Linked DNA regions of Mus musculus: regions 2 and 3 are each linked to region 1. The links are chromatin loops, found by intact Hi-C in ENCODE. Cell type or tissue: heart. All regions are shown on one strand. Links, peaks and the distances in the headings refer to the core of each region. The heading gives the core; the rest is flanking DNA. Region 1 holds the start of Ntf3 (neurotrophin 3). Region 2 overlaps Ntf3 (neurotrophin 3). Region 3 holds the start of Kcna5 (potassium voltage-gated channel, shaker-related subfamily, member 5).

What was found. Hi-C counts contacts between places; a loop is a spot of excess contacts. Peaks named below come from ENCODE experiments on the same cell type or tissue, not always from the same donor. Only the 100,000 strongest peaks of a DNase experiment are listed, where the experiment ranks them.
Region 2: it touches region 1 in a loop (4-fold over the local background); 6 of 42 quality-filtered maps call a loop at or near these places.
Region 3: a loop joins it to region 1, with 8 times the contacts of the local background. A loop is called at or near these places in 2 of 42 quality-filtered maps.

What each region holds. Positions count from the first base shown.
Region 1 is chr6:126,157,594-126,167,687 of GRCm38, forward strand. Ntf3 (neurotrophin 3) reads right to left here and starts at 7,367. Exons shown (of 2, transcript NM_001164035.1): 1 at 7,137-7,367. The coding sequence starts at 7,154. In heart, for the core only: CTCF peaks have their summits at 4,358 and 5,776 (motif pointing right); DNase peaks (open chromatin) are centred at 5,008, 5,728, 6,418, 7,348 and 1 weaker place; H3K4me3 peaks cover 4,178 bases; H3K27ac peaks cover 3,936 bases; H3K27me3 peaks cover 1,585 bases.
Region 2 is chr6:126,102,242-126,112,335 of GRCm38, forward strand. It overlaps Ntf3 (neurotrophin 3), which reads right to left. Exons shown (of 2, transcript NM_001164035.1): 2 at 1-282. Among named protein-coding and RNA genes, the nearest start is that of Ntf3, 58 kb to the right of the region's middle. In heart, for the core only: no CTCF peak of the experiment used is centred there; DNase peaks (open chromatin) are centred at 4,010 and 5,330; H3K27ac peaks cover 977 bases.
Region 3 is chr6:126,530,402-126,540,495 of GRCm38, forward strand. It overlaps Kcna5 (potassium voltage-gated channel, shaker-related subfamily, member 5), which reads right to left and starts at 5,154. Exons shown (of 1, transcript NM_145983.2): 1 at 2,150-5,154. The coding sequence starts at 4,762. The coding sequence ends at 2,954. In heart, for the core only: no CTCF peak of the experiment used is centred there; DNase peaks (open chromatin) are centred at 4,240, 5,210 and 6,790; H3K4me3 peaks cover 2,835 bases; H3K27ac peaks cover 3,193 bases; H3K27me3 peaks cover 1,404 bases.

The DNA.
Region 1 (10,094 bases), core at 3,484-8,483:
ACCCGCATGCTGGAAGGGCAAATTCCCTTGTCAACAGTACGGGAAGTAAATGTGGGTGTGAGGGGGAATGGGAGTTATGACAGATCTGACACATGCTTGCCAGCAGGTGGCTAGAAACCCTAAACATTTGTCTTGCACAAGAAAAGGAAGCTTCCGGTGGAGCAGGCTATCCTGTGGGGTGACAAACTTCACCCCTGGGGACTATGGGACCAGCTTCCATCTGGATGATATCATAGAACACAGAAAACACAATCCGGTGGACATTGGAGCGCTGTTGGCTTCAGGAAGGCAAGTATATCAGCATTCTGCTGTGCAACTGAGGACCTGTCCTTTAGCTTCACATCAGCTCCGTACCCCTAGTTATCTATGGGGTTATCTGGGGAGACTGAGATACTGTCATGCAATATTTGTCACAATGCCCGGCAACCACTAACTGCTCATATACTATCATTGTCTTAGGTGGGCGCTCATCTTTTATTAGAAATGTCGGCAGTGAAAGGTATTTGAGAGGACGATGTTGAATGAGTGGCACCAGGTCTACCAGAAAGCCAAATGCAACTACAATCTGCTCTGTAGACTGCATACTGCATAGACCAAGCCAACATCTTGAGCATTCTTGGACAAAACAAAATGTTCTGGTAAATTCTTTGCATGCCTTTCTGGCTTTCTCCAAAGATAAAAACAGGAGCTCCTTAGAATGTGCCAAGGCACGCTCCAAGTAAGGCATATTAGCAAAGATTAAATAGGCCAGGATTAATGTCGAATCTTAGGGTGGTGGAGCTGGGATGGTGGCTTTGAGGCCTGAGGTCTTCTACTAATTCAAGCCCTTCCCTTACAGTCAGGGAAATCACAGCCTGGAGAGAATATTCAGGGTTGCATAGCAACAGCTAATTAGTGACAGAGCTCAGTTAAAAGCTTGATCCCCATATCCATGTCAGCAGGCCACCTGCTGCCTCATGTTGTTTAAGACCACCTTGTAATGAATAGGGTCCTTTGAGGCCAGTAAGCTACTTAGTTCTTTGCTTCATTTGAAAACCACTTGTTCAGATGTCTTCTTTGGTGATGTTGCCAGATAATGAGCAATCATAACAGAGCAAACCACAAGTCTATCATGGGAGGAGGCCCAGAGTTCTAGAGACCTCAGTAGTTCCTAATCAATATGGTCAGAGGAGCACTCTGGCAGATAAGGAAATGAACAAATAGCAAGTGCAGCCTGGTCAAATAAAAATAACTATATATATCTCCTTAGTATGTGTAGGTAACATTAGAGCTCGCTTCGCAGAAAACTGTCAAAATCTCTTGGACTACCTACATGTGTGTTCACAGTTTGAAAGTGAGAATTCTTAAAGAATATGTACATATTTCTTAATATTTTGATTTTATATATATATTTTTTTTCTTTGTTTTTTTTGTTCTTTCTTTCTTTGTTGTTGTTGTTGTTGTTTCTGTCCTGGCTTCTTGATCTTTAGAAATTTCCAGGGCAAGGATGAGGTAGTATTTACATTGGCCCCACACTTCAAAGCTAATAATCCCCATATGCAAATGATCTGAAAGAAAACTGCTTCTTTTTTCCATAGTAAATAAATTTGATGACAGTGAAATCAGAGCCAGTGCCCACATATGTGTCCACCAGTAGCATAAGCTCTACAAACATTTTCTGCCCTTCCAGGATAGCTCCTGCATTAGTGTGTCTTCCAACGCGCGTGCGCGCGCGCGCGCACACACACACACACACACACACACACACACACATGCACGCACACACTGTGATCTCATAAGCAGGTGCTGGCCCATGAACAAAATGTATCCACTGGCCTTATCAGCAACCCCACATGGGCTTTTCTCCAGTAAAAGATTTGGTCCTTTTCCAACAAAGTCAGTCTTACATAAAACTCTGTCCAATAGCCATTAGTTCAGTATTCCCAATGTCAAAAACTGCCTGCAGCACTAATGAGTAGAACAGCAGCTGCTGAGGTCTTGAAACAGTGGTGGGTTTAAAGGATCTTCTATGTCACCCCCAAACCCCTTCTCTCACTTCCAGCCAGCACCTGGATTTGCAGCTCCTCTGCTTAGGGTGGGAGCCTTGGAATGGCTCAGGAAAAGGTCTGCAGCCTGCAGCAGAATGGCTTGCTCAATTAGGCATCCTGAGTGGAGGGGAAGAGGAAAGGCCTGAACATCTGATCCGATCCGTCTGGGAATGCAAAGGCAGGGATGGGAAATGTTATGTAATTAAACTCTCCTAGCCTGTCCTGCTTGGGGAATGAGAGACCCATCAGCAGTGACCTCTTCCAATCAACTTAATTGGCCCAATCTCGCCAAAAAAAGCAAAAGAATTGGTTTAGTGCCTCATGGAAATAACTTAGCTCCTGACTATTTATGGCCACTGAACTCCAGGATGGGAGCCTTGACTGGGAGCCAGGAGTTGACAGTGTGTGCTAACTTCAGGGAGGACTGGGATGTTTCAGTGCCTCTGAGCCTTTATCCCTGTCTTGGTGGAAAGTGGCTGTGCCCACTTGCTGCAGTGGGCATGCAGCATTTCACGGTTCCAAGCCCCAGGGTTCTCTTCAGGCAGACCGGGGCCTGCCAAGGACTTATCATCTAGGAAAACACAGACCTTGACAGTAACACAGGGTGGCTGGACTTTGCTTCCCTCTTACACAAACGATGGTGTTGCCAAGAACAATTACCATGCTCTGTGTTTTCAAAGTCACATTTGTTTTGGCATTGTAGTTTGCAAAACGGATGCTAAAACAAAATGTGTCTGAAAATTAATAACGGATTCTTGTATTGCCTTTCTTCCTGAGTAATCCAGAGACATATCAGACTTCCCGGAACTAAAATCTAACTTTACCAGCCTCCAGTTTATGGACAGGTAGTAAACTCAGGCAAGCCGTGGGAAAACGATATAATTTGTTTGTTTGTTTATGTGATGGGTAAGCATCGGAGATGTGATGTTATCCAGAAGAGACAAAGATCCCATTTTCCCAGTGACAGACAGATACCCGCACCTGAGTCCAAGTGGATCGAATCTCTTTAGACCACAGCTTTTATAAGTGGTCCCTTTGAGCTCTGCCAGGTAAAGAGGAATACATTTTCCTTCTTACACAGCCCTCATCAACATGCACTCCGTAGAGAGGGGCAGGGAGAGTCCCAGACATCAGAAAACCATTGTTCCGAAGTAGAGGACTAAATGCAGGCGCTTCCAGCTGTGAGTCTACCTCACTGTTGTGCTCTCAAAAAATAGGGGCTGGAGCTGTGTCTAACATCAGCTGTTTCTCAGAGAAATGAACTTCCTCGAAACACTGAAGGAGAACTTCAAAATCATACAGTTTCAATCTCATGCATTAAAACTGTCACTAGCCTAATAGTGTCCCACCCAGATGCCCTCGCATGGTCAGGAAGGGGTTCCTTGTCAGCTGGCCCAGGTGAACGATGCGATGCGTTTACCCCTAAAGTAATCTTCCTCCTGCTTTGGCCTAGTTACTTCACACCCAAGTGAACCCAGTGAGCTCCTTCTGCCGCTCACTCCGGAAACCCACAGATCTTCTTTTATGCATACCTTTTGTTCTCTTAAGGCACAGGTCTAAGCATCCAAGACCAAACTTCTCCCTTCCCCAAACCCTCAGAATCCCTACAAAACCACACAGCATACTCCTTCACAGGGTTCATCATGTTATGTGCATCTCTCCATCCAGTTGGTGAGTTTTCTCATGCTTGCTGTTAGCCTCCAGCAAGCCCATAGAGAAAAGCATTAGCACATACTCAGCTTAGCTTTAGATCCACAGAGCAGAGAGCCTCAAAGCCAAGCAAGCACTGCCAGCCTAGCCTTTCATGAACATCACTGTACCTTTCCCCAGGTCCATGTTTCAAGATTCACATGGGCTAGAAAAAGGACATCACTCACTCCATCCTGAAATGGATCCAGTTCCTCCCCATCCCCCACCTCACACCCACATATACTATTCCCAGCCTAGCATATACTCCATGCTAGCAGCAGCAGCACCCTCCAGCTCCCTTCCCATCCACAGAGGTATCCATCACCCTTAACCTCTCATCACCCCCTTTTACAAAACTACAGATATATTTCAAGTCAGCTTCCCTTTGGCTCCCATGATCCAGAAGAAAACTCCACAGATGCTGCCCTCTCTATTCCTGGCAACGCTGTAACAGTCAGCTGAGCATGGAGAAGGAATTTTTCCAAGGCAGCGTGCCATGCCTCAGCACCCAACAACGAGCTGAGCATCCAGGAGATGTCCCATTAATTTTTAAAAAATAATAATCAACAATAACTGGTGGTAACGTGTCCATCTACTAAATGAGAGAGCCCGTTATACAGTATTGTGCAATGTGCATCCTTACCACTTGGCGTGCAAAAGGATTTCTTTACTCAAGAGTCTTGTGCAGGCTGCACTTCCTGTCACTGGACCCTGTTCCAACACACAGAGGAACTTTCCCCATGAATGTGTAACCCTCATTCTAAGCCTTCCAGGTCCCTTCACTGGAAGGTGGAGAGGCAAAGCCATCCTTGCTTCCGTGCACTATTCTCTACATGAATGCCGGAGCCCATACTTCTTTATCTTCCATGTGCCCCAGTGCTCTTCCAGTCAAACCCTAGGGCTGTCCAAGCCTAAGGAGGGAGTTAACAGTCTGCTCTCCTCAGATAATCTCCCCCTTACATCCCTTTGGTCATCTTCAGGCACCCAGCCCCCACACATGTCCACCTTCACACACACACACACACACACACACACACACACACACACACACACACGCAGCCCAGCCGCCCTCCCACACCACACCCAGCCCATGTGTCTGTGCAGGCACGCACAAGCCATCTGTCTTCAGCACACTGCACTTCTCCAGCTCTGACACCCTTCCCAGACACAGATTTCTCATTAGCTACACCTATGTTCCCACAAGCTCTCATCTCCTGCTATGCACACAGATGCCCAACACGCAAGCTCCTCACCCCTCCCGGGCCAGCCAGGCTGGAGGAAGCTGGAGAAAGCTCCACCCCCAGGTCTACCCTCCTGCCCCAACGCCCCTCTCACTGAGACGCGAGAAAGCCCTCCCAATAGGTCTCTGGCCACCCAAGGACCAGGTTCCCTTCTTGGGAAATCAGACCGGATTCCTACAGATCCAGTCTTCTTAAGGCCCTCTTCGACATAGCCCACACCGAAGGACAATCCTATTTGCTCTCCCAGAGGGGAACGCCGGGAAAACTTTCTTCTATCCTTATATACAGCTGCCTGCAGCTCTCTTTTTCTCTCTCCACTATCCCCTAACGCTACACTCGGGTCTGCTTGATTCTGAGTCACAGTTAGTTGGGTTTATATCTTCTAGATTCCATCTCTCAAATTTCTTTGAGCGACACGCCAGGATCAGGGGAGACGGGCTAAACTGGCAGAGTTCGGGCTATTTAGAAAACAGAACCGACTGTAAAGCTCCCCGGTACAACTAACGTTTAGGGAAGTGTCCTTACATATTTCCTCGGCCGCTGGTTTGTAGTGGAAAGACATCACTTTACTGAAAAGCAGGTTTGTCAACACACTCCTTAAACCCACAGAACTTCCAGCCTCAGACTCTGCGAGTAACACCCACCCTTACAGTCTCCCTTCCCCTCCCCCAGCAGGTCCCCGCCCCCAACCTCTTCACACTCATAAACAAGTCCCGGCTCAGGGGCTCCAGCTCACTAGCTAGCAAGCCGCCTGCTCTGGCTGGGACCGCGTCCTAGAGCAGCCGCCACTCAGACTCTCAACCTGCTACCCGCCGGCCGCCAGAGGTCGGGGTCAATCCGGTGGGTGCTTCCCAGACCTGGAATACGGGAGCCTCGATTCCAGTTCCCGCCTGCGACCTCTCTAATCAACTGTGTCCACACCATTCGGTGCTGGAGTCCCAGGAAGGTGCATCTGAACGCCGCGGAAGAACGCCAAAATTGCGCAAAGCAGTAGCGCCTCTTGGATGCACACCCACTCACTCCCGAAAGCGACAAGGAAAAAAGTCCTCCCCAGCCCTCCCATTCCACACCTTCAAGAGTGCCAAATTTCATTAGAAGTATCCACCACTGTGCAGAGCGCCTTGGTGGCAGCAGGAAACAGTCCAGTTTGCTATGTGTTCTTTTAACTCCGACCTAACTCTGAGGGTCTCTGATGTTCTGGACCCTTCCCATACTACCTCTTGGGGCGGGGGTGGGAACCCTAAAAAGGACTCCGAGAAACTGGCACCAAATCCCTACCGATGGCCCCACCCCGGTACCCACCGTTCCATGGCCGGGTCCCAGACCCACAGGCTGAGCGCTAGCTCCAACATCTGCGCGAAGACCCAGGGTGGGAAGCCATTGGGTTGGCGCTGGCCAGAGTAGCCCAGAGCTAGGGACCCTCTCAGAGAAAAAGCTTTATGTGGGACAACAACGCAGATACGCACTGTTGGGCTTAAGTCCCAACTCCCCCCAACCTGAGAAGTGACGGTGCGGGTCCTGAGCTTTGCAGCCCCTCCCCCAGCCCACGCCCTGCCGGGCTGTGTGTTGGAGCTGATGAACGTTGCCCGGTGGCCAGCGGGGTGCAGGGCACAAGCCGGGATCCTGGTCTCTTCCAAGCCCCATTTTTGTCTGCTACCCGCTTTTATTATAGGATGCGCGGGAGTCTTCTGGGGGAACCAGATAGGAGGGTCGGAGGTGTGTATGCATGAGGTGGAGTAGGATGGTGATGTCCAGAATCCCTTTCTTGCCTTTTCGTGGTCCCCATTTTCCCTCGCCTCCACCTCCTTCCCTTCCCAATGCAGGTTTGTTAAACCTGATCACTTTCCCAGACTGAGGGCGGTTTCTTGAGCAGCCAGGGGACTAGAGAAAAGAGGAGGAGGAGGAGGAGGAGGAGGAGGAGGAGAGCCATATCCACGCGCGCACAAGTGTGCATGCATGTGGAAGGAGGGTGGTGGTAATTGCGCCTAGGCCTGGGCAGATTCGAGCTCAAACTTTGGGGAAGGCACAAGAACCGAAAAGTTAGCGTGTTGCGCGATGGGGGTGGGGCTGGGTGCAGAATTGGGGCCCCCCACGCGGATCCCCAAGAAAATCTCCCCCACGCGATTCCCCCACCCCCTCCGGGACCTGCCCACCCAACGTGCCCGCCACGTCCCCTTACCGTGGCAGAAGTAACCATGGCATCCGTGTGACTATTTCCAGGGACGTCGACATGAAGAGAAAGGTGGACTCGAGTTCGGTCATTCAGTCTCGCCCACCCCTGCCGCAGCCACTACCCAGCGGTGGGAAAAAACGAGGGGAAGAAAGAAAGAGGGAAGAAAGTTGCGCCGGGCTATCTCGCGGGGCGGTGCGCGGAGCTGCTGGGTAAGGAGAGGAGCCTTCAACTCTGAGTCCCGTGAACATAATCTGAGCGGTTATAACCAGCCAACCCGGCCAGATGGCTCCGCGCTCAGCGCCTTAACCCCTTCCGCGCCAAGCCCCCTAGCCCCGCCCGCAGTGACTTGCAGGCCCGCTCCCTGGCATTTTGGAGTTTGCTCTCGAGACCAATGGGAAGACCTAGTCATTTCTCCTAGTCCACTTCAAAGGAAAACAAACGAACGAACAAACAACAAATAAGCCCTCTCAAAATAGCCTACTCTTCATTATCCCCTCTTTTGACCTTCCCTTTTAGAGATGGGGAGAAGGAGCCAACAAAAAACGTTTGATTTATCATTATATTTTACACGTAAATATCTTCGATCTGTCTTATTCTTGAACTTTTTCTTTTAAGGCTTCCTTCCTTTCTTTCTTTCTTTCTTTCTTTCTTTCTTTCTTTCTTTCTAACTAGGCAGATGAAGGCCTTTCTTGCCCCTTGGCTCAGGAAAGCTTGAACCTCAACCTTAAACTCTGTCTCCAAACCTCAGACCCTTCTGTCTTTGGATCTCTCTCCACCCCCTATTAAGCCCCCCCCCAGCCCCCCCAGGCCCTCACAACAACAGGAATCTGCGCATGAACAGTTGCTTGCCTGCCCTCGAACTCCTCAGTCCTGGGGGCAGCTCACAAGGCACAGTTAGTTCAAGCTGTCTAGGGAGGTTAAGTTGCTGAGGTACGGTGAGGGTGGGAGTGCTAAGCAACCGAGGAAGGGGTGGTTTGCGTGTGCGCAGAGTGTGCGTGAAAGAAAAGGAGAGGTATGAGCCAAAGCCCCACGTTCTACACACTCCCTAACTTCTCCACCCCTTTCTTTCAAGGTAGGAGCCGACCCTGGAGCTGAGCATTTGCCCAGCACTCGCCGCTTTGTACAAAAACAATTTGCCCAGAAGAAAGGGCAAGCAAGGCACCCCTTCCTGACTCCCCGAAAGTAGCGACGCTCTCTTGCACAACCGCTAGATTCATTCGAGGAAAAGATCTCAGGGTGGAGGCAAGGGTCTTATTTGTAGATTATTTTAGCTATTCATTAGATTCCCCCCCCACACACACACACACTTGATCCGAGCTGATTCTCTCAGATTTTACAGTGGTCAGAGCATCTAGATTTTGCTCAACTGCGGTCCAAGAGAAATGAAGGGGGAGGGGGGAATCCTAGTGGTAAGGGGAACCGGAGAACCAGAAAGTAGTACACCATTGCTCCTTCATTCCCTCCCCCATTCTTGCAAGGTGGAACTCAAGTCCAAGTGCCCCCTCCCCCCGCCCCCACCTCTGCCACTCTCCAAGTTGCCTCCTGTCAGGACATTTGACTCACACACAGCAGGAGAGGCGATTTGATAGTCCACCTCTTCCTTGCCTCCTAATAAAGTCTGATAAGCAACTCGCAATGTACTTTAGCAAGGTTCCAGGTTCAAAACCTGGAAATTCCTTGGAGATGCATAGGTTTGGTCCACACCCAGGAGTGCCAGAATTGCACCCACCGGTTAAGGCTGAGAGAAGCTGCGGGGCGAAAGGAGGCCAGAGAGGATGGAGAGTCGGGGGCTGCATACTAGATAGATTGTACCTGCCTCATCATTATCCTGGCTGACGGGGGCTGCCACATCGAAAATGGCCTGCAGCACCCACAGAGGCCCACCAAGGACGTCACCTCCAACGATCCCTTTGAAGGACTTCCCTCCTGCCAAAATATCTTCTTCTTCCTCCGGATCCGATCAGGCTGCAGAGTTTTCCCCTTCACCCTGCCACACAGCACTTTGGAGGTTTGGCTTGGGCGTGCTCTGTGAGGTTCTGGTTTTCTCGCGGTCTTCTGGCCCGCCCCTGCCCTCCCCCACTTCCCGCACTTGCCTCCCCCCACCCCTGCTTTCCCCCTCCCTTCCCGCCAGTCTCTCTGCCAGTGGAGTTCTAGGGGCTCATTTCTCAAGCTCCTGGTCCCGGGGCTCTACAGACTGCAACCAAAGAGGTGCTTGATTCTCTGGGAAGGAAGGAACGGGTTAAATACACGTGTGGGCTGCACCGCCGCCGGCTGCTCCCCGGTCACTGGCGGTCTGGAGGGAGGAGGGGTCTACGAGGGGCAAGCTTAAATATGAACAGTCAGAAGAAAAGGCAGCAGAGTTCGAGACTTCGATTTGTTCTGCAGATGCGGTGCACTAGCTGGCCGCCTCCCTTTGCCAGACCTGGGCGACGTCAGGAAGAGTGCATTGTTTCCAACTCAAGGGTGCAGGAGGGTCTGTCTCTGCCTGCAATCAACAGGCCTTGTAATATGAGAGGTGACACCTTAATCTTGCCAAATATGTGCGGTGTCTTGGGGGGAGGGCGGAGAATGGGGAAAGGAGAGGGGAACAGGGAGAGACTTAGGCAACAGCTGAGAGCAAAGGCTGCACTTTTGTAGAAGAACTGTGATCCACCTGCCCCCACCCCGACCCCCACCTCAACCCGTGGAGACCGCTTATCCTTTTCTTTATGTAAGACCTGACTAAGGATTTTCTTCTTCTCCTTCCTCATTCTTTCCAGCGAAGGGCTAAAGGTCCTCTTTGCCTTCAGGATACTCTAAAGGCATTTTGAATTTCTAGGAGTTCAGAAGTCAAAGAAAGATGCAGGGCAGAAAAAAAGAGGCAAAAAGGCACACTTGTTTATAGGCAGATAAAAGACTGTCAGAATTATAGCAACTTCTAGACAAACCCAAGTTTCTAACTGGAGAGTTATAGTTTTTGTAGAA
Region 2 (10,094 bases), core at 1,918-6,917, 57 kb before region 1:
TGCAATCATTGGCTGGAACTCTGACCTGGTGGCCTCTCCCTGCTCTGGTTCCCTGGGTGCCTCTGCTTTGGGCAGGGTGCTCTGGTAATTTTCCTTAACATCCACCATCTGTTTGGAAAGCTTGTTTTTCAAGATATCCGCCTGGATCAGCTTGATGATGAGGGAATTGAGAGAGTCTTCCGGCAAACTCCTTTGATCCATGCTGTTGCCTTGGATGCCACGGAGATAAGCAAGAAATATCACATAAAACAAGATGGACATCACCTTGTTCACCTGTAAGATCTGAAAAAAGGAAACACAGGTGTTAACAGCTGGCCGGAAGAGCCCCTGTCATTCTGGCATCAGCCACCGAGGCTGACAATCTGAGAGTGAGGAGAGGGTACCACCAGTCTAACAAAGCACCGAAACTCCTCCCTGTTATTTAGAAGGGGCGGGGTTTCCTCGCCCAGCCCCTGAGAAACCCTGGGGAATGCAGCACTGGTCTTCTGATTGCTTGCTTCCTAGACTGACAACACTAATTGTATTTTTACAAAAGATGTCTGCATTGTTTCCTCAGCCTCCTGCTGTGCAGGGATGATGTCTTTAAACATCCCTGGAGCTCGGGAAGCTACTTGGTCCACTCTACTGAGACAACTGTGAGGACTGCATCAATGTATCTCTGGATCGGCTCAGAGCCTCTTAACTTCCTCCAGACATGTAATGGTATCAGTCTCATCCAGAGGGACATACAAGGGCTGCGAACCGGGTCTGTTGCTGATTTTAAAGTACAGCATCAAAGAGAAGCTCCTTCCTGGCCCTGCTACCCTTGTAAGCAAACACAAGACCACTAGGCACCTGCTGAGAGGGCCTAAGTCTCAAGGTTCTCTGCCCGACTCCCAGAAAGACACCTGTCACCAGGACACCCCTCAGAGGAGCCACCAACTCCTTGCAATCCTTGCAGAAGACAGAGATGCAGCAAGACTCAGCCCAGACGATGGCCCCACCTGCTCTGGGTAGCGAGGGTTGGGATGTTCTCTTTTTCCTCTTAGGGATTTTCAGTTTCCATTATACCTATTGCTTTTCACAGTCCTCCGTCTGACTCCACCATCTCCCGTTTGACGTGGCACTTTAACCCACCGCACCATTCTTCTGTTACCATAACAGAACCTGAGCACAGGGCTCCTGGCGAGTCCTGGAGGAATTGCAGTGGGATCTGGAAATCTTCCCCACTCAGCTCGCCTGCACTAGGGCCAAGGTGTTTGTGTTTCCGGAAGGTTAGCCCAGGAGGGAGACTCTCCGGTGGAAAGATAGCTGTGCTGGTGACCCTGACCTGGCAATCCCCTCCCCCCAACCCCAGAGCATTCAGTCTTTCATCACCGCTGCTGCCACCTCAATGGCCCCATGGGCATTTTCTCTTCAGAGTCCTGTTTTAACATGGAAAATAAAACCCTTTCCCTTGGTTCGGTGTTGGTATTTTCAGAAAGATGTTATAGAATCCAGGGGGAATACAAAGGGAACAAACAAAGGTTATGCAGGCTGTAGAAAAGAAGTCCTGATTCAGAACCTTCATTGAGGAGCCCGTCCCTGGAGATTGCCACACTGCCTCTCTCCCCATCTCCTCTGAAATATGGCTTGCTCTCTCATCCCCAAAGGCTAACAGTGTCCCAGGCATTAACATCTTCCCGCTGGCTCCTGACCTGCCTCTGTGATAAGAGGACCATCTTCCTTTCCTGAGAACTACTCTCAGGGTAACAGACTCCTTCAAGGTCAAAGCTAAGGGAAGGGTTCTACCATGGCTGCCTACCCTAGAGACTGCTCCAGGAATTGCGTTATCCCAGGAAAATGGTTCCCACAGGGTAATCTCCCTCCCATTCTGCAGGAAAGTGACATTTCCGACAATCTTCTAAGACTAACAAAACAAAACTTAAGGAACACAAAATAAAGGACATACAAGGAGCTTGAGCCCCTACCCCTACCCCAGGCCAGCTGCAATAAAATCATTTGAAACTAGAAGTCTTTCCAAAAAATAAAAATAAAAACAATTTTTCAGATTGTCCCAAAGCCTGGACCCTATAAGTATGAACACACAAGGATACTGTTTACAGGGCGACAAATCAGGGATGATGGATGTGTGGGCGGGGTTCCAGATGAAGTAAGAGGCCATATAGAGGTTGGCAAGGTGATTAGGAGGATGGTTGGACAAGATGGATATTGGATGGTACAGTGGACTTGGGATAAAAAAAAATCTTTGTGGTGGGAGCCTGAATTTTGAAACAAAGGTTAGTGCTAAAAAGCTTCCATCAAAGGCTGGAAAGCTGACTCTGCAGCTGAGTGTCCTTGCTGTTATGTTAGAGGACCCTTGTTGGGTAGTTTACAACTATAGGTAGCTCTAATTCTAGGGGATCTAACAGCCTCTGCTGATCTCCATGGGCACCGGCACACATGTAGCATGTGCATATACCCTCATGCAAATAAAAAGAAAAGCAAATCTTATAAAAAATAAAAATAAAAAGCACATCTAGCCTCATGCCTTCCCTTGCGCTGGTCAGCTTTCAGTTACTGTAACGAATACCGAAGAGCGTTGGTTTATTAAGAAAAGGTGAAGGTGTTCTTGGGCTCATAGCTTTTGAGGTTTCCGTTCATCATGAATTGGTCTTGTTGCTTTGGTTCTGGTGATATGGCAGAAAAACTGTGCTTAAGTGAAAAAAAATCAATCATGGTCTGGAGAAAAAAAAATGTGGGGTCTGGTAGGGGGAGGCAGTGGAAAGGAGGAGAGAGCAATACCCCAGGTGACAGAAAGATCTCTCACAAGCTTTCAGCCCCCGCTGAGCCAGGACTGAACCTTTCCTGCATGGACCTTTGAGCGAAACTCCAGGTATAGCCTATAGCTATTTTACACAGAGAACCTAACAGGGAGAGGTGATGGGTGTCTTCATCCTCTCACCCTGACTTCCGATCACAGTTGTATTGGGCTCCCACATCCCATACTCCAATCTGATTCACTATTGTCCTGCTGCCGGAGCAAGCTCTGTGACTCACGGGTAAGTCCTTTCCGTTTTCATGGTCACTTCTGCTGACATTGTTCTCATTCCTCGCTGCTGCCTTCACAAGCCGGCCTCACTCTGATGCGCTCCAATTACCCTCAGTACCAGCAAGCATGCTTCCTTTGTGTTCTCTCAGCCTGTCCTCCAAATGGCTGCTCTAGTAGGTCCTGCATCCTTCATAGAGCAGTGGAGGTGAGCATGGATCTCACCCATCCCCTCATCTTGACTCTTGCTTACCATCAATCTAGTGTGGAGTGACTCATGAGAGTATGTCACGTGCTGACTGCTAAGTGTTTCTCAACTGTTTGCAAGGCTCTCTCAGATCCTAGCAAGCATCCTCTAGACACCGTTTGGTATATTTATTCTCCCTCCCTCCCTTCCTTTTTGGAGAAAGCAAGCCCAATAATAATGGGACAAGAATTTCCCCAAACACACGAAATTGAGGCTGCAAAGGACTCTAGATACGTCATTTTTACAGATCAGGAAACTAGGGCCTAAGTGGACTGCAGGGGAGAACAGAGGACATTTGGTTCTTGAGCTCAACAAGGCTTCTTCATGAGCAGGTAACTAAAAGGACACAGTCAGACAGGCAGCGAGTGTACTAGAAATGGTAGTTGGATATGAACTTGAGTTGTCTATGGCAACCTGTGGGCTGCGCTTGCTCCTGCTGTATGCACGCACAGAGAACCAAGCATCTGGAAAATTCCTCTTGCTACATCTGGCTCCCAGCAGTCTGGACCAGCATGGCTGTTCCGGTTGCCGTTGCTCACCCATGCTTGGAGCTCAGAGCAGCCGTGCTGCTTGTAGGAGAGAAGGAGCAGCAGGCCTCGGATGTGCAGGAATGGGAGATTAGGGAAGCAATTGTGGGAAGTCAGAGAGTGAGGTTGTGCTTATGCCGGCCATGAGAAAAGGCAGAGTGGGATCTCTGGTTCCTTTTAGGTCAGCGGTCCCTTCACTTCCTACTGTGTCTCTTGGGTTAGGGTTTTCCCCTGGGGGACTGTTTCCCTGGGGTGGGGCCTGGAAACAGGAAGGCAGTGTCAGCTCATTCTAGGCCAAGCACAACAGGCACAACTTTTGCTCATGGGGACTTTGCTAATGCATCAGCTACTTTAGTCAGCAGCTTCAGCAACTGCCCCACTGTTCTTATGAGTGGTAGGTAGCCTCTTCCACAGTGGAGAACCCTGTCTTTCTAACCCACACACCCTACGAGCCCAGCCTATGGCTCCACACACTGCAGAGTTGCAATGTCTGCTGACTGAATGGGCACTGACACCAATCAAGACCTACCCAAGGCACGGCTTACTGGCCTGAAATCCCGCATGGGCTTCTGCCAAGCCTGAATTGGAAGCCAATCAACTCTGCCTTCTTTTCCCAAAGAAAATAGAGGCCTTGGCTCTAAAGCAGCCATAGTCCCCAGGCTCTTCTGGGCTATAATTAGAAAAAGACCTGTTAAAGACCTCAGTAAAAACCCCTTCCTACCCTCTCCCCAGTGCCCAGTCCCCTGCTTATGCTCTTCCAAGATCCCAACCAGCAGGCACATGCTCTTTTCCTCACTTAGCAATGCTTTCCCACATATGGTGTTTTCTCAGTCCCTGGAGCAACATTCCTAACAAGGTTTCACCATCCCTCAAAATACTCAAAAGAGAGCAATTTCTGATTCCTCCTTTTTGGCTCAGTTTACAACACACACACACACAGAGGGTTGCTGGCTATTCAGCAAGTGTCTGAAACGGAAAAGGGAGTGGGGACACAAGGTGGTAGTGCACTGGAGACCATAGCAGCCTGCATCTGTGCTGGCACTTGCCGAGGTCAAGTTTCCCTACCCAGGAGGTGACTTCTGATTCATGTCTGCCAATCACTCTTGTTGAACATTCATTGAAAGTTCTTTTTCTGTTTGTTTTTGTTTTGTTTTGTTTTGAACTCGCATCCATCAGTCATTGCACAAGTTGATGGGTTTCATTATGACATTCTCATCCACCAACACAACGTATTCTGAGCATCCCCACCTCTCACTACCCTTTCTTGTCCATTTCCAAGTAGTCAGCCCTTCTGCTTGGAGATCTCTTCGATATGAGAGAAGCCATGTGATATTTGTCTTTCCAGGTCTGGCTTCTTTTGCTTAACATGATGATTTGGCAAAGTGACAGATTTAAAGCTAAGTGACAAAGAGAAAAGGAATGTGGTGGAAATACTAAATTAGGGACCCTATAAAAGGCCAGCTCAGCTTGTTCCCCAGCTCTTGACTGCAGATTGATCCACCCTGGCTTTGTTCTGGTCACAGGTCCTGAGGCTTCAGAACGAATCTACAGAGTCACACAAAGATGTTCTGACCTCTGACAAGGCTGGGAGGTTGGCCAGAGTGGGAGGCTGATGAAGCCTCCAGAGGAAGTTATCTGTTAATCTTCCAAAGGAACTGGAAGCAGGGATGAGGAAAGAGGGTCAGAGTAACTCAAATGCACAGCTGACACCCAAAGGGAAGGCCCCGAAGATGCTGGTGATCAATTTAGACCCCAGTATCTATGGGGGTTGGCAACCTGGGAACAGGACATCTGAATTCAAACAAAACACACAAGCCAGCTCTCTGGAAGGAAGACGAATCCAGAGCCGACAAGGGAGGGCATTGCTTGCAGAAGGTGATGGAAGGGAACTTGAAACTGGTGTAAGAGCAGATGAGTGATAAACTCACATCCATGGGGCTGGGGGAGTTTCCACAGTACCTTCAGCTTTCCCATGTTGCTCTTCACTGGTGCTGTCCTGACTCCCTCTCAGCACAGCTCTTCAAGGGAGCTGGTCACTTTCACACTCCCTGCCTTACAGTCTACAAAAAGGAAATGTATCTCTGCCAGCTTAACACAGTTGAATGTCCTACCCCTTGCCCCACCACTCAGATAATTTAAAGGCCTGTTAGTAGTGAGGTTGTATAATTATTACTGATTTAAAGAAGTATAAGATTACCCAATGGGGAGAAAGTAGGAAATTATTTGGGATGGTCACCTTACATTCTTATATGTCTTTCAAAAACAATTTATCTCCTAGAGAAGGTATAATGAAATGCCACTCCTCACTGTCTATAATGAAATGGTGCCCCTCACTGTTAGTGTAGCACACTCTGATATCTGATGTTGTTTAGTTGTCACAGCATGGCAGTGGGATGCAAAAATAAAAACTTAACAAGAGAAATGAAGAAGGTAAGGAAGAGAGCTGTGATGAAAAAGAGCCAAGAGACTAGCCCAAGAAGAAGCGAAGGGATGCTTTAGATGTTCATGGAAAACCCAGAGGTGTGTCTGCAATCAAAATGAGAATTACTGTACACTCTCTGCCTGCATTTGGTGGGAACACTTCTGGGGACCCCTGAGAGCTAAGCAGGTCAGCATCAGCAAGTGAGCGCAGGCTGGCCGGGGCCGGGGAGGTGGATTCTTAGCCTGTTCTTTAAGATCAGGTTCTGCATGGGTGCTTCCTGGAAAACCTTACAGTCGCTGGGTATGGTGGCTCACTCCTACAATCCCAGTACTCTGAAGACCAAGGTAGGGGGAGGAAGGGTTTGAGGCCAGCCTGAGGGATGTAACTAGACTTTGATTTAAACAAACAAATGAACAAACAAAACAAAAGCAACGCAAGAAGCCTCAACATCTCAAATTCAGGATTTGGAAACTGGTTGGCAGGGTTGATTATTTCTGGGAACAAGGTACAAGGTCTGAAATGGGACAAGCAAGAACCTCTAGGTTCATGATTCGCTCAATTCCCAGTGACAACAGAGATCACAGCCAAGTGGAGCTAGATGTCACATGCTGGACTGAAAGAAAACAAATCAGAGACACCCCCCCCCCCAGAAAGCTAACCCATCTCCCAAAGTACCAAATTGATCTGTCCCAGGAACAGGCCATGAGAAACAGAACCCCTTTGTGGACTCTGCACTATTCGTTGGTCTCTGACCCCCCCAGGAAAGCTAACCACGTGGAGGAGAAGGAGGGAAACCAGGAGTTCTCTGTGCACAGATGCTTGGGAATTCCTCATTGTCAAATGTGCACCTTCCTCAGGCCCCCAGGCAGTGTGTGATGGAAGGTATGGCACATGTCAAAACAATGTGCACTGTAGCACTGAACAGGAAGGTAGCGTGCTTACACCGGGCCAGGAACACTCTGGCTTAGCCTCATCTTGGCAGAAGATCTAAAGGATGCCTGGTAGGCTCATAGGAGGCCCAGGAAGCTCCAGTTTACTTTATTCTCTACATCGCTCATTCCACAGTCAGAGGGTGGACTAAAGAGAAATTATAGAGAAAATGAGTCCACTCAGCTCATGGTCACAATGGGCTTGCCTAGGAAGTCTGGTTCTGGTTTAGACAGTCACTCCTACTGACACTTTGAACAGACTTGTTGCAGTCACAGGACTGTGCACACACATGTATATGGTACCCGCCCCCTTGATAAGGATGGATGACTTATAATTAAGCTACTCTCTTTCTCTCTCTGCCTCCCTCTCCCTCCCTCCCTCCCTCCCTCCCTCCCTCCCTCCCTCCCTCCCTCCCTCCCTCCCTCCCTTCCTTCCTTCCTTCTCCCCTCCCTCCCTCCCTCCCTCCCTCCCTCCCTCCCTCCCTCCCTCCCTCCCTCCCTTCCTTCCTTCCTTCATTCCTTCCCTCCTTCCTTCCTTCCTTCCTTCCTTCCTCCCTTCCACACTGTCTCTCTCTCTCCCTCTCTGAGAGAGTAACGTTAAACCCATCACAGTACCAAGGATAAGCTCTCTGCCTCCAGCTCTCAAGTGTCAGGATTACAGGTGTGTGGTACCACACTTGGGTTATGTACGTCCTGTTGTGGTGGCCTTCATTCTCAAGGCTTCACGCAAGCTAGGCAAGTACTCCGCAAACTAAGATACGTTCCCATCACTGCTCAAGCTTTTTCAAATCATTTAATTTACTGTTCCATGTTCATTTGGAAGAAGATGATTTTCTGTGTCTGGGGGTAATTCCATTTTCCAAGGGCAAACACATATGAGGAAAGATGCTACACACCAACAAGCTGAGAGAAAGTGGGCACTGGAGACTAACTTTTGCCTCAGAAAATAACTTTCTCACACTGACATTTTTATTTGAAGTCTATGCCTAGTGTCTGCATTGGGCTAATGTTAATCCCCTAGTTATGGGCAAGTGCTAGGTAATGAGAAGGAATGCCTTCACGAGTGGGGTGGCTGCTGAGAAGTTGCTCTGTGATAATTACAAGGAATTATAATTACAATGAATAACAATGAGATGAATAATAATGAAGACGATGCTAAAGTATCCATCTTGTCTACCCCTCAAATGACGAATCACAGGTCCCAAGAAGAAAGAAGCTGCTTAAGGGAATTCACAAGGCTTCTCTTCAATACATAGGCCTCTCTTCTCTTCCAAACCAAGACCACAGCTAGCTTGGCAATGGCCATTTTGATTTCTGCCTTAATCGTGGTGGCAGAAGAAAGGCTAGGATCAAGAAACCATCCTGGTTTGGCCTGGAGAAGACTTGGCTGAAGAGAATGTGGTAAGATGGCAGGCTTCCTCCTGTATGCTTGGTGAGCTGGCTTGTACCAAGCATAGTCAGTCCCTCACAGAACCCCTTACCACAAAGCCAGCCTCCTTCCTTGGGGATGAGACATGGCGCATTGAGATGTTGTGGTTGTCTTAGATCTCATACCCTCTGCCACCCGAAGACCATGGAAGCCATAACTACGATTTACGTGGCTTGGCATCTCTTTTCATTTGGCGAGTGTCTCCCCTTGCGCTCACTGTGGTCACCATCACTCATTCGAACACTTTTACAATCTAGGAGGCAGAAGCAGAGGAGATGTCTGTTTGATGATTTTATGAGTCTGTTCTCACCCACTCACACAGCAATGCTGCGATATGTGCACAGGGAGAAAACCAATCGTTCATCCAAGTGAGTGCGAGACAGGCACTTACTAAACATTAGGACTCCAATCCCAAACAGTCTAGTGTCTTTCTGGGCACCGGGGTGAGACTCAAAGAACCAGCCCAGAGCTTCTCCTCTGAAAGCAATTTTGGCACAAACACACTGAACTCAAAGCTGTGTTTAATCACAGACACAAGTCACAATAATCACTTGTACTAACTGCTAACCTTTGGTGAGCCTTCCCATATGCTAGACTTTGTGAGACACTTTGCACGGATAATCTCAATTAATCCTTCTAGATACGATTGTTATCCCCACTTTGCAGCCAAGGAAACTGAGGCTCAGAAGGATTAAATAATTTCGCCCAACATCACACACCCATTGAGATGCAGAGCCAGGATTTAAACACCCATCCAAGTGACCTCACAACCCTAACATTCAGCTAAGATTGCATAATTCCTCCCACTTAACTCTGAAGCCAAGGCACCTGTCACTTTTTCGAAGCAGACTGGCAGCAACACTACATTGCTTTCAGTGCTCCTTTCCATGTTTAGAGAGAGAGAGAGAAAGAGAGAGAGAGAGAAAAAGAGGAGGCATTCTAGCCAGGTTCCCTGAACTGTCAGGAGGACATTCCACAGGCTGAGGCTGGCAACCCTGAATCAGAGTGGCTAGAAAAGATTATTCATTCAGCTAGTAGCTCATAGTCTTGAGTATTTGCATTTTCATTTTTCAAAGTTGAAATATTAATGGGAACAAAGACCAAGTGCCTAGGAATTCCTAAAAAAAAAAAAAAAAATCCCGAACTAGAGATGTAACTTAACTGTCGAGTGCTTGCCTATCACATGCAAAGTCAGAGGCGCAATCCTCTGCTCACTTCTAAATGGGCTAGAATTTCTAAGATGGCATGCTCTGGACTCGTGGTTTTCATAGATTGCAATATACTTGTGAGAAATGAAATTTGAAAGCATGTGAGCTCTAGCATGTTTCTTGCTTTGATTGATTGATGAGTAATTGGTTGATTGATTGATTGATAAAACCATCTATGCCACTAACCAGGTTTGGGGCTAGCTTGAGAGAACCACCGATGAGCTGGGCGGTCTCAGTTCCTAGCAGTTTCTGCTACTTGTATTTTAGGCAGGTCAGTTGTATCTTACACACATGAGATTTGAGTCCACACCTGCTAAATACCTAC
Region 3 (10,094 bases), core at 2,509-7,508, 370 kb after region 1:
AATGGTAGGATGGGTGACTGCAGCAACTTCCAGAATCAGAAGATCAGGGGCAGTGAGCCCCTTTGAATAGCCCTGTGCGAGCCTTCTTAGTGGCTGGTCCCCTGTCATTGCTGTGTGGGATAAGAGGGTGAACACAGAGACTGGGAAGCCTCATTAAATAATCTTGATCTCTTTTATAGCCCTGAGCTAACATGTCACCCTCCACACATGCAAAAACATCAGTCTTGCTTTCTCAGTTCCTCTACTCAGTCCCTAAGCATGCATGGAACAGTGTGCCCATTCCCTGAAGACTCTAAAGATGAAGTCCGTTATAAATGGGCCAATAGCTTATCAAGCCCTTGGATGAATCTAAGTCCTGAGGGCAGCTCTGTCTGCCACAGCTAATCCTGCCTATCTGTTTTGCTTTGCAGGGAAGGCTGAGCCCTAGGGGTTACCTCTCAGATCCAATTCCCAGGCCAGTGCCAAATCAAAAAACACTAGCTTTCAAGGTGCAGAGGTGACTCCATGAAGCAGGTCTCTGGCAGATGCCTTGCTTTTCAGCATACTGCAAATTGTAAACCAATAGGATCTCTTATGCATACTCCCTAAGCTTTAGTGTGCACTGAAAACCAGCAGAGCCAGGCTGCCTGGTCCTACTGTCTCCCTAGTAGATCTGCTATTATGAAAAGAGTCCTTGAGTAGAAATGACTATGGGTATTCAGACACTGGTTTATTCTATGCTATCTTATTTAAATCCACAATCCTCAGACTTAAACTTGGTGGATTAAATAGGGAGACCCAGCCACAAATCCCCCGGGTCATCTTGAAGTGGGAATGGACCAGTGGTACCTTCCCTGGTGAGGCTGCAGAACAACCAGCCTGCTGCATTCACTAGAAAAAGCAATAGCAAGAATTCAGACAGCTCAGGAACCCAGAGAGAAATTGCTGTGGGATTATCCCACAAGCCACCCAGTTGAAAGAGAAACAAAGAGATTCATTCTGAGTTGAACGATTATGAGAGCGAACCCACAGTTTGTCCTTTAACTGGAACAATGAAACCTTTCCATACTCCCCGCCATGAAGACATGGCTCCTGTGGTGAACAGCCAGGAACTCTCCCTGAGTGACCTTCATCAGACTGTGATCCTCTGAAAGGGCTTGTCTGTGAGCATCAGGCTTGCTTCTTTGAGCTCCCTTGAGCAATTAACAAGAAGGACTTGGGACTTACAGTAAAGGAGACAACCTTGAGAAACCCAGAGCCTGGGACTATAAGAGGACAGCTGCAGGGCGGGGCTCATCACCCTTTTCCCTTAGCCTCAAATCTAGAGTCTGTGTTGACAGTAATAGGCCCACATCACACACAGCCTAGACACAAACAATCCATCTATCATCTTTCTAAGCCAGTGGTTTTCAGCCTTCCTAATGCTTCGACCCTTTAATACAGTTCTTCATGTTGTAGTGACCCCCAACCATAGAATCATTTTGTTTCTACTTCACAACTGTAATTTTGCTATGGTTATTAATCACAATGTACATATCTGATATGCAGGATATCTGATATATGAACCCCCAAAGGGGTCTCCCCCTAGAGGTTGGGAACCTCTGTTTAAGCTCAGTGAGATCTATTAAAAAGAGGATGCTGGACTAACCTGTGTCCATGGGATCACAGAGACTGACTCCCCAACCAAGGAGCATGCAGACACTGGAACTAGGTGCCCTACACACTTGCAGCAGATGTGCAGCTTAGCTTGGCATTCATGTGAGTCCCCTAAGAGTCGAGCAGAGACTGTCTCTGACTTGGTTGCCTCCCTTGGGATCCCCTTCTCCTAGCTGGGCTGCCTGGTTAGACCTCAGTGGGAGAGGATTGCACTTAGTCTTGCTGAGATTGGCTGAGAAGGCAGTCCCCTTTCCAGGAAAAGAAGAGGGGATAATGGGAGGAAGGATTTGTGAGGGCAGGGCTGGGAGGAGAAGGGGGCTGTGATCAGGATGCAAATGAATGAATGAATGAATGAATGAACAAATAAGTAAATGATGGGGGGTAGGGGGATGCTGGGCTCCCTGAGTTTTCTAACCCTGTCAGAGCATTTGCACTGACAGCGCTCATACCAGACAGCAAGTGGCAGACTTCACTGATTAACATGTCACACCCTCAGCAGTAGACAAACTAACACTTGCCCGACAGAGTCACATTTTATTTCCTGCTATCAAAATGAAAAGAATGAATTCTCAAAAGCCTTCTTCCAACATCCTTAAAATGCTTCTGTGAAGAAAGTCACAGGATATGTTTAAGGGGAATAAAAAAAAAAGCAGGTTTGCTGCTCTTCTAGAACATTCTCTACCTTAGACACAAAGCACCAATAGTACATCCCAGAATAATGGGAGGCTTGGGAACACAAACTTGAACAACTTCTTTAGTGTCTCTGCCCCTGGGTTGTCCCAGGAAATGATGACCCCCCCCAAGACTTCATAATTCAAAGTACATCTTAAGAACACACCCAAATATTCTTCATGTGCACTGCTGTACAAAATGCACTCGTCAGCCATAAGAATAATATTTGCCATATACAAATATAATCACGTGTAAAGTAAATTTGGAACACAGGAATAGAGAGGGCTATGGACTCTCTTGGGATCTGAGCTATTTAAAGTCAATTTTGTTTGAGTTATCCCTCTGCTGGGTATAGAAAACTGGCTATGAATACATCCATCTTACAGTGAATGCTCACCACTTCAACGGCTCCTGCGTCATGGAATGCGATACTTTTTAAAAATAGGTGACCCTTGGTGTTATGGAAAGGGGGGGGGATGGGGAAGTTAGAGGGCAGGAGGGTGGGAAGGGTAAACGGGGAAAGACAGGATCCGGACTTTGATGGGTGACCAGGTGGGCTTAAATACTCTATGGTGTAAAGCAGATAAGCAAGCTCAAGAGGAACCGGTTCCCAGCTCTGCTGTTGCAAGTCTGCCTTGATCTCTCTTTACAAATCTGTTTCCCGGCTAGTGTCCAGACAGAGGGCATACAGAGACCTTCGCAGGTCCACGTTGCTCTTGGCCTTTAGGTGACACTTTTCTAGAGGACAGCTACCCCTTCTGATACTGTCAGTACTCTCCAGGGGTCCCCCAGTCTTGCAGAAGGAGGCCTTGCTGCAGCTGACCTTCCGTTGACCTCCTGTGTCCAGCCCAGACTCCCGCCTCTGGATGCCTTGCTCTTCCTTCAGGGCAGCCTGCTCCTCGTGGTCTGTCTCCCGATGATAGAAGTAATTAAAATTGGAGACGATGACGGGCACAGGCAGAGCAATGGTGAGGACCCCAGCTATGGCGCACAGTGAGCCCACAATCTTGCCCCCTACAGTGATGGGCCTCATGTCCCCGTAGCCTACAGTGGTCATAGTGACTACTGCCCACCAGAATGCATCCGGGATACTGGAGAAGTGCGACCCCTGATTGTCTGCCTCTGCGAAGTAGACAGCGCTGGAGAAGAGGATGACTCCGATGAAGAGGAAGAAGATGAGCAGCCCGAGCTCCCGCATGGACGCCTGTAAGGTCTTACCCAGGATCTGCAGTCCCTTGGAGTGGCGGGAGAGCTTGAAGATTCGGAACACCCGGACCAGGCGGATCACCCTGAGGATGGCTAGGGACATGGCCTGCTGCCCATTCTGACCACCACCCCCTGGTTGTTGCTCTGCCAGCTCGGTGCCCAGGGTGATAAAGTAGGGGAAGATGGCCACAATATCAATGATGTTCATAATATTCCGAGAGAATTCTGCCTTGCTGGGGCAAGCAAAGAAACGCACAAGCAGCTCAAAAGTGAACCAGATCACACATGTGGTCTCCACGATGAAGAATGGGTCAGCCAGTGTCCTAGGCAGGAGCGGAGCCACTGTGGGGCCAGAGGAAAGGACACCAGAGCCACTGCCATTTGCCCCTGGGGCAGGGGCTGGGGGCTGCGGCGGCACTGGGGGGTGGCGTAACAGCTCCCGTTCATCCCTGAACTCAGGCAGAGTCTCCAAGCAGAAGGTGATGATAGAGATGAGAATGACCAAGACCGACACGATGGCAATGGCTCTTGCTGACCCAGAGCTTTCTGGGTATTCGAAGATAAGCCACACCTGGCGCTGGAACTCATTGCGGGGCAGGGGCTTCTCCTCTTCCTTGATGAAGCCTTCATCCTCCCGGAAGCGCTCCATGGCCTCGTCCCCCAGCTGGTAAAAGCGGATCTCATCTGCAAACACATCCAGGGAGACATTGACCGGCCTGCGCAGGCGGCCCCCAGACTGGTAGTAGTACAAAATGCCATCGAAGCTAGGCCGGTTGCGGTCGAAGAAGTACTCATTTCTCAAGGGATCGAAGTAGCGCAGGCGTTTGACTGGGTCCCCCAGGAGGGTGTTGGGAAACTGCGCCAGGGTGCCCAGCTGCGTCTCAAAGCGCAAACCCGAGATGTTTATGAGGACCCGCTGGTGATGGAGTGATCCTGAGTCCTGAGGAGCCTGGTCCTCCTCCACTGTGCCCAGGCCAGGGTCGCCTTCTCCCTCCTCATCCTCAGCAGATGGCCTTCTAGGCTGTGGCAGCTCCTGAGGCATAGGGGGCAAAGGCCTCCCACCCTGGCCCGCATCCTCGTGTGTGGCGCGCCTCCTCGGTGATGTTTCTTTGGACTGATTATTGAGTCCAGCCGTCGGAGGGCACCCACACTCTCCCCTGGGGCTCTGCACACAGCTTGCCCCTGCCTCCCCTCCTCCTCTGAGGGTCATGGCACTGCCGTTCTCCATGGGCACCAGGGAGATCTCCATGGCCCGGGGGCAAGGGGCATGCTGCGCCCCCAGACAACCGGTTCCCACACCCCAACTCACGCTCCGCGCCTCGCGGTTTCCTCTTCAGCCGAGGGCCCCCGCTGGCTCTAGGCTGGCTGGGGTAGCTGGCTGGATCCCCTTGGCTGGTCCTGACGTCAAGAAGCTGCTGCCCCTGCTCCCTGCCTCTCTCTCTCCCTCTCAGTGTTCTGGCAGCTGGTTACCAGGCAGCAGAAAAACCTCCTTCCAGCAGATGCAACCTCCAGCAGCCCCTCTCTGGCTGAGCTCCCCGGCCTCCGCCCTCTGTGGCTCCCTCCTCTCCTCCTCCCCCTCCTGTTTCTCCTCTGGGGACGGAGTCAGAGAGTGTCTCTCTGGAGGGTTCAGCTGGGGCCCCAGCAGCAAGGACAGGAAGGGGAGGAGGAAAAGAGCCTGAGGAGCGAGGAACAGGTTGTACCAGGAGCGCTGAAAACTCCCAGGGCAACAGGATGAGAATAGCTTCAGGATCTCAGATCACCTGGGAATGCACAGAAAGCGGAAAGGGGACTCCAGGGGGTGGGAACTGCTTTAGATGCAAGGGGAAGGCTTGTAGCTGAGTTCCAGTGAGTGGAGAAGAGAGTGCTCTGGGTGTTTTTCTTTTAGAGCAGTGCTTCTCAACCTTGCTAATGCTGCTGCAACCTTTAACACTGTTCCTCATGTTGTGGTGAACCCCACAACGGTAAATTTATTTTTGTTGCTACTTCATAACTGTGATTTTACTATTGTTATCATAACATAAATGGAATTTGTTACTGAAGTGTAATGTAAATATTATTGGAAATAGAGGTTTGCCAAAAGGATTGTGAACCACAGGTTGCAAAACCAATGCTTTATAGATTAACAGCCTCTCTCTTTGGGAAAAATGACACTGCAGGGGAGCAGCGAGCTGTGTGTGTGTGTGTGTGTGTGTGTGTGTGTGTGTGTGTGTGTGTGTACTCTGGAACTCTTCCAGTCTATCTACAGATCCATTGGAAGGTATGAGACTGAGACCTCACAGCACCCCCTTAAGCCTGCTTTTCATCATCCAGACATTGGTGATTTGATCTGCTAGTATGGAGCCAGGAGGAGTCTCAACTGAGAGAGAAGCTGTCTGGTCTCCTGCCTCTGCATTCTTCGCCATCCCTCCAGCCTCCTCACCTAATCCTCTTTTTGTAAAATGCACAGTGAGAAAAGAGAATAAATCCTGGTGGAGAATAATTGTGCACGGGAAAGCTCTAAGCTAGCGACTGCATAGAAACCTGTGTAAAGAGGAGGCAGAGGGACTTATTTATTGCTAGTATGTCCAGATCATTCTGGACTTGTGTGTTTTTGCATCAGCTTACTTTGTAAGTACTAGGACTACCTTCAACATACAAAGAAACTCAGGCACAGATAGATTGACTACATTGTATATGGAGGCCACAGAACTTGACTACATTGTATATGGAGGCCACAGAACTAGAAAGTATCAACGCTGCAATTCAAACCCAAGTTGCTGGGTTTAGGGAGCTCGCTTCTTTCTCCCCTCCCCACATCTGGCCTGAGGCCCTTCTTCCATTGCAGGAGGCAGAAGAATGAGTAAGATAAAGATTGGGTTCTAGGCTGGGATGCCAGGGTCCCTCTCTACACTCTGCCCTTGTCTTTAGTCTCTGAGGCTGTTGTGGTCTCCAAAAGCCAAGGGGAGGATTTTTCAAGGTCTGTCAGCCAATTCTAGATACAGCTTCCTCCAGATGTTTTTTGTTTTTACATTGCTGGAAAGTTGCTGTAATTCAGAGTGTCTGATTATATTGTCTATTTTCTTTTCCTGCATATTGTTTGAGATTCTACTCCAGGGATGTCACCACCTATTGTCTGTGAATGAGTCTACAAATACAGGTGCTTTGGAAACTTGAGGCAAAGTTTGTTGAAACAGCAAAGGCCACACAAACTTGCGTTGCCTCTGGAAATGCAGAGGATGTGACTTCATTAGTGGATTTGTACAAGAAGGTTGCTGGGAAGTGGGTGTGTGCAGACATTTGGCTGCATGTGACTTCATGTAAATGGTGTTAGCAGAGATGCAAGGATGAGGATTGAGTGTGGATGTGACAGGTGACATGAGGGGGTGTCAGCAGCCAGCGTTACGACATTGCACTCGCCACTCCACAGTGCCATGGTTTATTAATTCTTCATTTACTAAGGAGTTGAGGATCTAACCTAGGACCTGATACATACTAGGCAAGTTTTCCACTACTGCCTAAAACCTGCAGTGAGTTAGGTGGCTCCATGCTGGGATCATGGTGGGTGAGGTTAGAGATGTGTTGCCTTATATCTTATCATGGAATGATACATCTTGTGCATACGAAGGAAGATGGATATTGATTCAGGTGGGCCACCCTTGAGCTCCCTAGGGGGGAGAGTTCTCAGGAGCTGGGACCTTTGAGAAGACTATTCCTGGCAGAATAAGAAGATAGAACATAAGCACATTAGTCAGGCCTCCTTCATTCTAATTTTGTTTCTTACACACTTAGACACTCCCCCAGATTTCCTGCTGAGTTGCCTTCAGGTGTCACATGTGGCAGCCACACAGGCAAGCTGCTGAGACCTCCCCCCATCATGAAAGACCTTTGTTTTTAGCTGACTGAAAGGGGAGTTAGCTGACAGCCCCAGCAGGATCCTTAAGATCTGGCCTCTGCACTGCAACCTGACAAGAGCAAGACTGGCATTGCAGCCTGACTCTTCCTGCCTAAGAGATTCTCGCATCTCCCTTCACAAGTGACAGCCCAGCACCGTGGTCTCAAGACTGTCCGGCAGAATGTGGATTCCCAGCTGTTGTCCATCAACACCACTCCCAAGTCCACGTCACACGACTGCAGTGAGTGAGTGTGCTTTTCTTTCCACTTACGGATCTGTAGGAAAAAGGATGCCTTCACAGCAGAGCAGTCTCTGAGGTGCTGTGGGTCTTAGACTGCAACTTTAGACAAAGCTCCTGGGTGGTGCTGATGTGGTACTGATGTACCTGCCTGGAAGTCACCCCCTTGAATAGCAACCTCATTCAGATTAGGTCCAAAGGATGACTCTCAAGGAATTATTTGCAGCACCTCATTATTTTCCCAGAATAAAATGTACAGAGGGGAAGAAAGCAGGGTGGATTCATAAGACCGATCCTCTAAGACCATAGGAAGCCTTGGCAAGAGTGCAGAACCAAACAGAGGAGAAGTTATAAGAACAACATTTAAATGAAGGGAACCTGAAGCTACAGGAGAAGGGACAGTGAAATTCAGAGGAGAAAGCATACTAAATGCCAACTTGGTTGATCCATTATTCATTGAGAACCAAGAACAGGAGGGCACACCATTCATTAATTCTGGCACTTGGAAGGTAAAGGATGCATGATTGAAAGTTCAAGGGTAACTTGGGCTACATAGCAAGGCTTTCTCTTACAAAAACACTTACTAAGTCAGACATGATAGCACGTACCTGCAGTTCCAGTACTTGAGAGGTAGAGGTTGGAAGAGTAAGAATTTAAAAGGCCACCCTTAGCTACACAGACAGTTCAAGGCTAACCTAGTCTACATGAGATGGCTAAGTGAAAACTATTTATTTTTTAAAATTATTTATTATTATAAATATTATGTTTTTATTATATTATAAATATTAATTAATAGTAAGTAACTATTTATTAATTAATTATCTACTACCTGCAAGCTATTTCTCCAGGGTGTAGGTAATGTATTAACAACCAGGGCAAACCTCCTTTGCAACCCTTTAGTGTAACACCTCAAGAAAGGCAAACGCACTGGTGCCTAATTTTACATCGCTTTGTTTAATTCCAACTTGGAGAGGTTCCTCACAGAACATAGGGCGCTGTGAGAACAGTGCGTCCCGTGCTCCTTTTGGAACCTAAAGAGGCTTCCCTGAGGTAGTGAGCAGAAGAGGACTCTTTAGATGGAAGGAAGGCTAGGACTTCAGACTCCAGAAAGAAAATCCCAGGCCTGACTTAAAGACCAGAAAAGAAGTTAATGGAACTGACAGAGCCGACTGAGGAAGGGTTCTGAGAGACCGGCCATGACAGAGCAGACCGAGGAAGGGTTCTGAGAGACCGGCCATGACAGAGCAGACCGAGGAAGGGTTCTGAGAGACCGGCCATGACAGAGCAGACCGAGGAAGGGTTCTGAGAGACCGGCCATGACAGAGCAGACCGAGGAAGGGTTCTGAGAGACCGGCCATGACAGAGCAGACCGAGGAAGGGTTCTGAGAGACCGGCCATGACAGAGCAGACCGAGGAAGGGTTCTGAGAGACCGGCCATGACAGAGCAGACCGAGGAAGGGTTCTGAGAGACCGGCCATGACAGAGCAGACCGAGGAAGGGTTCTGAGAGACCGGCCATGACAGAGCAGACCGAGGAAGGGTTCTGAGAGACCGGCCATGACAGAGCAGACTGAGGAAGGGTTCTGAGAGACCGGCCATGACAGAGCAGACTGAGGAAGGGTTCTGAGAGACCGGCCATGACAGAGCAGACTGAGGAAGGGTTCTGAGAGACCAGCCATGACAGAGCAGACGGAGGAAGGGTTCTGAGAGACTGGCCAGCCAGGTAGACAAAAGCCAGTTCATGAAGAGCAAACAGGCCATGTTTTTACGATCTCCCTAGCCCAGGGCTTTCCTCCACACTTAGGTACACGTCTTGTGTCTCTGTTGAAGCAACTGTGTTTCTGTACCTCTATTTCATCTCTCCCATGCTTGATTTGATCCCTCCCCTCACTTTCCATCACTTCCTCTAAAATATGCCATTGTCTTTATGCTTCAGGTGTATGTGAGCACCTACATTTGGTTTCAACTATGCATTACTGATCATCTTCCATTTATCTATCATCTATCTATCTATCTATCTATCTATCTACCTAGCTATAACATATTAATATACAGGTAAATATGTATATAGGTAAATAAGAGGGGTGAGGAGAGAGAGAGAAAGAGAGAAAGAGAGAGAGAGAGAGAGAGAGAGAGAGAGAGAGTACACTGAAGATGGAACTTGAACCAGGCCATGCTTTGCTAACTTCTGGCTTCTTACAGAATTATACATCATGCAAGCTCTATGCTGTAAATTGTAATGAAGACACATTGATTGCAGCTGAACTAAGAAGAAAGCAGTTACTCTTTCAGGAGAAAGGGAAAACTGAGGGACAGAAGCAAAGGTCATATCTAACAATAGCTATTATTATTATTTATCAATTCCACAGTGACTAGGGAGTTGATAAATGTAAGCGCCGTTTAGATGACCAAATAGGGCAAAGAGTAAATTAGGTTTGCTCTGACCCTCAGCTCAGGTTATACATTACTAAAT